Regions from separate parts of the Homo sapiens genome. Here region 1 is linked to region 2. Evidence: read pairs that join two places in POLR2A ChIA-PET (ENCODE). Cell type or tissue: GM12878. All regions are shown on one strand. Region 1 overlaps SH3KBP1 (SH3 domain containing kinase binding protein 1). Region 2 overlaps SH3KBP1 (SH3 domain containing kinase binding protein 1).

Evidence for each region. Peaks named below come from ENCODE experiments on the same cell type or tissue, not always from the same donor. Only the 100,000 strongest peaks of a DNase experiment are listed, where the experiment ranks them.
Region 1: POLR2A ChIA-PET joins it to region 2 with 5 read pairs; 2 of 35 experiments call an interaction of 5 or more read pairs at or near these places.

The regions. Positions count from the first base shown.
Region 1 is chrX:19,824,570-19,829,569 of GRCh38, reverse strand. The region is part of intron 2 of SH3KBP1 (SH3 domain containing kinase binding protein 1); the gene reads left to right. Among named protein-coding and RNA genes, the nearest start is that of SH3KBP1, 61 kb to the left of the region's middle. In GM12878, no CTCF peak of the experiment used is centred here; no DNase peak of the experiment used is centred here.
Region 2 is chrX:19,726,731-19,731,730 of GRCh38, reverse strand. The region is part of intron 3 of SH3KBP1 (SH3 domain containing kinase binding protein 1); the gene reads left to right. Among named protein-coding and RNA genes, the nearest start is that of SH3KBP1, 160 kb to the left of the region's middle. RefSeq lists an enhancer at 2,411-2,510. In GM12878, no CTCF peak of the experiment used is centred here; no DNase peak of the experiment used is centred here; H3K27ac peaks cover 2,504 bases.

The DNA.
Region 1 (5,000 bases), 98 kb before region 2:
TTCACATGTTGGCCAGGACGATCTCAATCTCTTGACCTTGTGATCCGCCTGCCTCGGCCTCCCAAATTGCTGGGATTACAGGCATGAGCCACTGCGCCCAGCCCCTTTACTTTCTTAATAAATTTGCTTTCATTAAAGAAAAAAAAAAAAAGAACAGACAGTTCCACCAAGCCTTTTCCCAATGATTCCTCTCCCCCTAGGAAATTGATCATCATACATTAGTTTTGCCTGTACTAGAATTTTGTATAAATGGAGTCATACAATATATGTTCTTTTATATATGACTGGTGCACAACAAAATGTTTTTGCGTACATCGGTACTTTGTTCTTGCTGTGTAGTATCCCATTATGATGAATATCCCATAATTTGTTTAATATTTTGTTGATGGATATTTGGGTTGTTTCCAGTTTGAGGATTTTATTGATAGAGGCTCTGAACATTCTTGTATGTTGTCTTATGGACATTAGCACTAATTGCTCTTGCATATGCACACATGTAAGAGTGGAATTGCTGCTGTCACTGACTTTCAACCTGTAGATTTTTCTCTGTGTAAAGTTGTGGCTTCCATTGGGTGAGGGGAGGAGGTGCCATACCTGTGCCTGAAGCCTCATTTGCGCCACACTAGTCAATTTAGCTAATCAGCCTGAATCTTGTCATAATGTAGCCACCTATGAATATAACTGGTGAGGCGTCCTGATGCACAGAACCCAATCTCCCAGTGATGATTTGATTATTGGGCCCCAGGAACTGACAAAGACTGATTTTTAATTTATTTTTTTATTTTTTTTAGACAGTCTTGCTCTGCCACCCAGGCTGGAGTGCAGGGGTGGGATCATAGCTCACTGTAGCTTCAAACTCCTGGGCTCAAGTGATCCTCTTGCCACAGCCTCCCAAGTAGCTAGGACCACAGGTATATGCCACCTCACCTGGGTAATTATTTTGTATTTTTTGTATAGACGGGGTTTCACCATATTGCCCAGGCTGGTCTCCAACTCCTGCGCTCAAGTGATCCGCCCGCCTCAGCCTCCCAAAGTGCTGGGATTACAGGCGTGGGCCACCGTGCCTGGGCGGGTCTTGCTATGTTGTTCAGCTGGTCTTGAACTCCTGGGCTCAAGTGATCCTCCCGCCTTGGCCTGCCCAAGTGTTGGGATTACAAGTATGAGCCACTATGCCAGGCCTATTATATTGTTAAAAACATACAAAGAACATGTGTCAAAGTTTCGTTGAACTTATTTAATGAGGGAACTAGCAGAATAACAAAACAAGCTCAGTGAGGATATGAGGAACTCAGTGGAAAAAAAAAAAACCTCAGTGGAAAAAGGAATGTTCAAATAAGATTGCTAAGTTAGGTTCAAAACTGGTTCATGTCTTAGAGAACAATAAAATCTTTACCTTTGGGGTTATCATCTCTACCAGAAAAGAAAAAAGAGAAAACAGCATACCTTATCATTTTTCTACATTATCTTCTGACTTTTATAGGATTGTAAAATATCCTAGTAGTGTTAGTTAAATCAAGTTACATTTTCAGAGTCAGGTGACCCTCCTGGCGGGGGATGGGGGGGAGTGTTTATTAAAAATGCAATAGCATGACATTAAAAGGTCACATGATCATCTTTTTTGCCTAGTTTCTAAGTTTTGGGTTTTTTGTTTGTTTGTTTGTTTGTTTGTTTGTTTGTTTTTTTGTTTAACAGACCATGACAGACCATAATATGGGGTACAATAATAGGAAAAACTAGGATGATATCTTAAAGTCATTTAATGAAAAAAAAAAAAAAAAAAAAAAAAAAGACTGCACTTCTGGGACCTCAGACTGCTACCTAAAACAGAAAGCCAGTCACCTATTTCAGGTAGATGTGGACTCTTTCACAGGGGTTAATTTTCCCATGTTGGATTTAACTACCAGTATCTTCCTTTTAAAACCTTACCCTCAGATCCAGACAACATTGTTCTTTAGTCAAGCAAAGCATGTATAAGCAGCCTTTTCTTCTGAGTTCTCCTGGAAGGGACCCACAGCTATTCATTTTCAAATGAATTTTAAAAGAAAAAAAGCCTTGAAACTATAGCTCGGGCTGATGTGCATGTGTCTGCCTGCTCTTTTAGGGGACATTTGTCTGTTAGGGGACATTTGATAAAGTTCAACAGGACACAGGCCCTCAACATTTTGTAGCTCACAGATAGACATGTGGAAGGCAGGAAGCTATGATAGGGGTTAAAAGAATATGCTTGTTGATCTTTAAATTTATCTGACTCTGTCTGTGAGGAAGTAAGCTGTTTTCTCTGCCTGTTTTTGTATGTGTTCGGCAAAAGTACATTTTCCCCTCTGCCTGCCCAATTGTTGATGGGTGAAGTGTGTACACTTGCAGCTTGCATGTCCTATGTGTGCTGAGCATAACCATTCTCAGCTCACTTGCCGTGGCCTCAGCTTTCATTTGCTAGGTGTTTTAGATCTCTCTTTGGCACATTTAGAGCCCATTTTGATATTTGTTTAAAGTGGTTGGTGAATGTGGCTGTTCTTTTTTGATCCATGAGGCGAAAGGCCAGTATTTTGCCTAATTGTACCACTCCAAGATAAAGCTCACAGTTACTTTGTTCTTCTTGATTTATGAAGGGATCACAAATCTACTTCAACAAGTGTCATAAAGTAGAGATTTTCAGGTTACTGTTCTACATTCAAAGACCCTGACATGGACCTCTTTAATCATATTTCACTTTTCTTTAAACTTTAAACTCAAGGGCCATTAATTTTGTGAATTATATGGATGATTGTTTTCAAGATGTTTGTCTCTCTTCACAAGGTAGCAGTAATTTTTCTGGGTGTGTTATGTTATGTTATGTTATGTTATGTTATGTTATGTTATGTTATGTTATGTTATGTTATGTTATTTAGAGACAGTGTCTCCTTCCATAGCCTAGGCTGGAGTGTAGTGGTATGATCATGGCTCACTGCAGCCTCAACCTCCCAGGCTCAGGTGATTCTACCACCTCAGCCTCCCGAGTAACTGGGACTATACACATGTAACCACCTAACCTGTTTTTTTTTTTTAAATTTTTTGTAGAGATGGGGGTATCACTATGTTGCCCACGCTGGTTGCCCTCCTGGGCTCAAGTGATCCTTTCGCTTTGGCCTCCCAAAATGCCAGGGTTATAGGCAGGAGCCACCGTGCCCTGTCCAGGTATGTATTATAATGTGCAGAGCCTCATCTTGCTCACAACATTTAGTCCTGGTGTCCTTGGGCATGTGGGCATCTGCTGTGTGTTAGGCACCAGAGGATATAAACTCAAATGAGATGGACTGAATGGAATATTGTCACAAATGTAACTTCTAGAGGATGATAGTTTTAGCTCCTATGACCTGCCTTTGGGAATTCTGTGCTTTAAACATTGTTCTACAAAGATATTCTGTAAAGATGTTCTGGATTAAAATGCCACTTGAGAAGTTTCTGGCTGAATTCATCCAGCAACTGTTAGAATGTGCTAAATGAACCTACAGTTAGCTTTTTGGCCCTGATGGCTGTGTTACTTTATGGAGTAATAATGGCTGCATTCTATTCAAGGCTTACTGGCTGCCTGGCATTGTATGTATAATCTACCCATGTCTGTCTGTGTACAGTGACTAAAATTTGTTGAGCCCTTACTGTATGCCAGGTAGGAAGGAGGCCAAGCCCTTTCCATGTTTTTTTGTTTGTTTGTTTTTTGAGATTGAGTCTCACTCTGTCACCCAGGCTGGAATGCAGTGGTGCAATCTGGGCTCATTGCAACCTCCACCTCCCAGGTTCAAACAGCTCTCGTGCCTCAGCCTCTGGAGTAGCTGGGATTACAGGCGTGCACCACCACGCCTGGCTGATATTTGTATTTTTAGTAGAGATAGGGTTTTGCCATCTTGGCCAGTCTGGTCTCAAATTCCTGGTCTCAAGCAATCCACCTGCCTCAGCCTCCCAAAGTGCCGGGACTACAGGCATGAACCACCGTGCCCAGCCCCTTTCCATGCTTTTTTATCTCATCAAATTCTTCTACCACTCTATGACAGGTAACTGAGGCATATCAGTGTTAAAAGCCATACTCACAGTCACACAAACTAGTGAGGAGCAAAGAGAGCATTAGAATCTAGGCCAACCAGCTCTGCAACCTGAGCTCAAGCGGGCAGCATTATCTGGGTGTCTGAATTGTCCTGACAGGACTGTGCTCCTCACCATTATTGTCTGCTGTATTATGCCTTCCCCAAGTGTCCATTCAGGTGGAATCATGGTATTTAACTTATTTCTGTCTGCATTTTAAATAATTCTCTTCAAAAGTTGGCCCTTTCAACTCAAAAGAACAACCTTTGCCTGGATTTATGGGCTTGTGTTGTTTTTTCCTACAAATTCTGAAATTAAGGCAATTAGGGAAAATATTTCGTTATTATTAATTTGTAAGCACACGTTGTTTTGCAGTGTTCAGCAGGCTATGCTTTCTAGGAGTTTGACTGTCTTTTCTATCAGTGGTAAATAATCAAGATGTGTGACTATCCAATTGTTCCCCATCCACGGGGCCCTCAAAACCAACCAATTCCAGCTCAAATTATTCTTGAAACTTTAAACATACAGTTTTCTTTCAGAAAAACAATTTCTAAAACTAACAACTGGAACCTGTTAGATTCTGTTGTGAGAAATGTTATTCCAAGTAGGGTCTGGAGTAATTAAGTACAAGTGTGTTACCAATAAGAACCCACATCATTTGGTGGTTTCTTCAGGCTTTGTAACTGTTGTAGTGCAGAAAATGTGGTGGAGGGGGGCGGTCTTGTGACTCAGGGAGAGCTGTGACCTCAGTGAGTTTTAATCGCCTGACTGAGTTGATCGTGGTGATTATGCATAATGGAATCTTATTTTCTTAATGGCAAGATTATCGAATCTTAGCTTGGAAAGGGACTTTAAGATCATGTGTTTTAACCCTTAGCTTTCTACCAGATCAAAATCTAAACCATCTGAGATATCACCGTGATCATTACTGGATATTTAAACTT
Region 2 (5,000 bases):
ATACCCTAATCCTTTTGAAAAACAAGTTACTTCAAGGCAAACTACCAGAGGGAGAACTAACTTATTAAGTTACATGGTTAAGGGGAAGCTGTTGAAATTCTGTGATTCAGAGAAATTGTCTTTGGTTTCTGAGTACCGAGGGAGAGAGGAGACTTATTAAACATCTGTTTTAAGAGTGGATCCTAGAATAAGTACTAAACCTAGGTCTTGGCCTGACCACAGGCAGTTTACTAGAGAGAGAGAAGGTGAAATAGTTTCAGAGGAGGAAATTGCAACTAGATCTTGAGTAATGAGATTGAAGGTGGAGCTAAGTTAGAAGGGTAACACTGTGCTCAAAGAGAAGGGTCCTAAAATTTTCACATTCACTTGTGTAACATGCGATGGCGAGTGCGAGAATGTATACAAGACAAGGGAAGGTTTCAATTTCATGTGAACATTTTAATCTATATTTGATTTTACCCTTTTGCCCAAGGTTTTATAAATGAAAGTGTAGGCCGGGCGCAGTGGCTCACGCCTGTAATCCCAGCACTTTGGGAGGCCGAGGCGGGCGGATTACCTGAGGTCAGGAGTTCGAGATCAGCCTGGGCAACATGGTGAAACCCCGTCTCTACTAGAAATACAAAATTAGCCGGGCGTGGTGACACATGCCTGTAATCCCAGCTACTCGGGAGGCTGAGGCAGGAGAATCGCTTGAACCTGGGAGGCGGAGGGTGCAGTGAGCTGAGATTGCGCCATTGCACTCCAGCCTGGGCAACCAGAGTAAATCTCCGTCTCACCAAAAAAATAAACAAATAAATAAAATAAAATAAAATAAATGAAAGTGTATAGAGTTCAGTTTATTTTCTATATAGATGTGTACTCTTCCCTTTTTGTTGGAGTACATGGGCCAGACCTAGCTTTTCCTTCATTTCTGGGCTTTTCCTTCTCTGATATTTGATTCCTCATCACTTTCATCAGGACCAGGGAGGGAAAGTTAATTTTGGACTATGTGATTATGCATCAGTTTTGCCTGTCAGGAACCTAGTATTATGAATGATTAATGATTAGTATTGTTCTAAGATTTCAATTTAGGTAAAATTTATCTCTCTAACCACCTGCAGCTTGCTTGTTGAAGATTCTGTAACACTAGAGCAGGGAGGTGACAATCCCTGTGGGGGTGGCCTGAGAAGCTCTTTTCTCCCCTCCCACCCTTAGTCTCTTCTTGCTTCTTTTTCCTCTCTGCCCCCTTCTTTTCTCCCTAGGGCCCACTTGGATGGATTCTTTGGTATTGTCATTCCTTACAAAGGAAAATAAAAATTCCCAGATAGTTTGCCACTGAGTTTTCCCTTTAATTATTTTACCCCTTTGCTAGCCCACATTATTTGAGAGATTAAAGCAAACAAATGAACACAGCGTGCTGCTTAATAGTTATTTCTTTTATGGAAATAGAGTTCTGCTATGTTGCCCAGGCTGGTCTTAAACTCCTAGCCTCTAGTGATTCTCCCAACTTGGCTGCTCAAAGTGCTTAATAGTTATTTTTTTTAAATATTGTTTAGGGAAAAAATGATACCAGTTGTTTTATATTTGACCTTTTTTAAAAAAAAGCTTTAAAGCAGCTCTTTGATAATATCACTAGAAGTAGTTTATTTCTTTTTGAAGAAATTAGCTTCCTTTGTAATTTACTTTTGACTACATCATTGAGATAAAAGGTAAGGCAGTTGAAACTATGTACAAAAAGGAAAAAAAAAATCGCTCAGTTACTGATGGGTCTGGCACTGTGTGGTTAGGGATGGGAAAACCAGCATACACTAGAAATGAAAATCCTGTTTCTATTTCATACGTATACATATACTTTAAAAACTTTACATGTTCCCTCCTAAGCTTTGGCCCTGTAGCTCTTGCCCTTCTTGCACAGAACTCATGTGCAATTCACATTAATGTTGAAGAGACTCCTTTCCTCCCTCCTTCTCTCCCTTCTTCCTTCTTTCCTCTGTTCCTTTCTTCCTCTGACTCTCTCTCCATCCTTCTCTTCCATACTTTCTAAGGACCATCCCATTCTGGAGTGGGCCCTTAGGGTGTGGGTATATTTAAGTGTGTGTCATTAGCTCTTAGTTACCTTTTCACAGAGTTGATGGGAATAAAATGGACCATTGAAATCCAGGAATGACCCACAGAAATGCTTTTGCAGTTTAACTCTAAACCTTTTTATTAGAAAGGCTTATATAGGATGTGATTTCACTTTTCTCACTTCCTGCTGATCCTCTCAGGTGGAGGTGATCATAAATTTAAAAATGACCAAACCTAGGCAGCAAGAAGGAAGAGAGGTAAGCATCAGCTGGGGATTTTGTAGGATCAGTCTCTCTCCTTCCACATGTTCATAAATTATGAACTGTATCGATCCATTCACATTGATGTATGAACTCATTCTGCCAAAAGCCCAAGTTGAAGTGGAAAATGGAAAGTGATCATTTATTAGAGCTGATGAGTGTCAGCTTTGTACTGAAACAAAGAAAACGAAACCACACAGGCCTGGACGGCCTCCCCTTCAACCCTAAGATTCTGTGGCCAGAGGCAAGTGGGCCTGGGGGTAACCAGCAAGACTTAGTAACAGTTTACAAATATCCTGCCTGTTTTCAGTGGCTTGGAATCAGACTGTTATCTCCTTGAGGCTGGAAAAGCATTTCTGTGCCTTTATCTCCCCATGACTTCTGCCCAGGATGATTCAGACACCCTCACTGGAATTATCTTCATCTGAATAATTCTCAGCTCTATCAGCCATTATCAATGTTGGGAAGGTTATTTCACCTTTTTAAGCATCGATTTCTTCATCTGCAAGTTGAAAGGTTGAGAAGTTTCTAGTATGTCTTCAGCTGGGCATGGTTTCTAAAAGCTTTTGTTCCTATCTTCATCAGAACATAACTAGTTCTCCAGTTCAGGGTCATGGTACTGTTTATATAGAGTCCTCAAAGCATTTTAACCTGTGAGCCCTCATTTGGTTATTAAGCTTTTGGAAATGTTGAAAAGCTTAAGCATCCCACTTCTCTCTTTGCAAACCCTCCCCAACGTTCCCAGGAAGAAATATTGGGGTCCAGTCTGTGTACCATCAGCCCATTCTAGCTCCTACAGCTGACAAACATTTGTTGAACAAATCAAGTTCCCACATGACCAGTCAGAAGCCTCTGGAGAGCTTCAAAGAATTCTTTGCTGAGAATGCCCCATGGTGATTTTGTTGAGTAATGAAGTTAAAATAATGTTTCTGTCTTTGGTAAACCACCCATTCTCACCTACTGCATGGCAGCATGGGTTTCTGCCAGTCTTTACTCAGCTTGATTGCACAAGGTTGGGCAGGTGGTGAGATGTGTATTCACTTTGCCTTCAGCTCAGCATGCTTCAGAATACAGGTTTAGCATCCCAAATGTGAAAATCCAAAATCTGAAATGCTCCAAAATCTGAAACTTTTTATGTGCTGACGTGACGTTTAAAGAAAATGCTCATTGGAGCATTTTGGATATCAGATTACAGATACTCAACTGGCAAGTATAATGCAAATATTCCAAAACATGAAAAAAAAATCTGAAATCCAAGACACTTCTGGTCCCAAGCTTTTCTGATGAGGGATATTCAACCTGAACTGCCTCTTCCAAAGGCTTTTGCATATCATCTCCATATTTATTTCAGTGGGTGTGGGATAGAATCACAAATTCTAGCTGCCAGTTCCTTCTCCTCAACCTGTTAGATGATAGCTAAAGATTGCTAGCTAAGTGATACTTTTTTATTTGAGATGGTGTCTCGCTCTGTTTCCAGGCTGGAGTGCAGTGGTGTGATCTCGGCTCACTGCAACCGGGTTCAAGTGATTCTCCTGCTTCAGCCTCCTGAGTAGCTGGGACTTACAGTCACGTTCCACCGCGCCCAGCACGTTTTTGTATTTTTAGTAGATACTGGGTTTCACCATGTTGGCCAAGATAGTCTCAATCTCTTGACCTTGTGATCTGCCTGCCTCGGCCTCCCAAAATGCTGGGATTACAGGCATGAGCCACCACGCCCGGCCTAAGTGATATTTTTTAAAGCATGTTTAATATTTCAAAATGAGGTTTTAACAGAGACACATAGAAAGGGATCAACAAGGGACTTGAACAAATATTTGCACACCCACATTCAGAGCAGCATTATTCGCAATAGGCAAAAGGTGGAAGCAACCCAAGTGTTCATTGAGGATGAATTGATAAACAAATATTATCCAGCCTTAAAAAGGAAAGAAATTATGACACATGCTGTAACATGGATGAACTTTGAGGACATTATGCTAAGTGAAATAAACCAGACACAAACAGACAAATACTATATGATTCCACTTATGTGAGGTACCTAGAGTAGTCAAATGTATAGAGACAGAAAGTAGGATGGTGGTTTGCAGGGGCTGAGGGAGGGATAATGGGCAGTTATTGTTTCATAGGTATATAATTTCAGTTTTGCAAAATGAAAAGACTTCTGGAGATGGATGTTGGCGATAGTTGCACAACAATGTGAGTGTACTTAATGCCACTGAACTGTACACTTAAAATGGTTAAGATGGTAAATTTTATGTTATGAATGCTTTACCACAATAAAAAAGGATCAAGAATAACATGACAAATACCCAACACCCTTCTACCCACTACCAGCTAAGAAATTCTATCAATTAGCAATTACAGTTGATCTGTCATGTATGTTACCTTGTCTCAGTTGCATTGTGTGTGTTTCTTGAGAAGCGTGATGGATGACTTGGGTAAGAGAATTCTGGGTCAAGAGAGCATTCCTTCTCCTGTTTTCTTTTCATTTTTATTTGTTAGTTAAAGATAAACATAGTACAATAAGTAAAAAATTAATAACCTTTCTCTGTCCTTTAAAATTAGTGTTCCTAACTCTAAAAAGCAATGTTTCTAGAAACTTCTGTTTACCCTTTGGGCTCTGATGAATGTGGAGAAAAGAGAGAGAACACTTAACTCACCAGGATGGAAGAATAAGATAAAATATTTGCAACC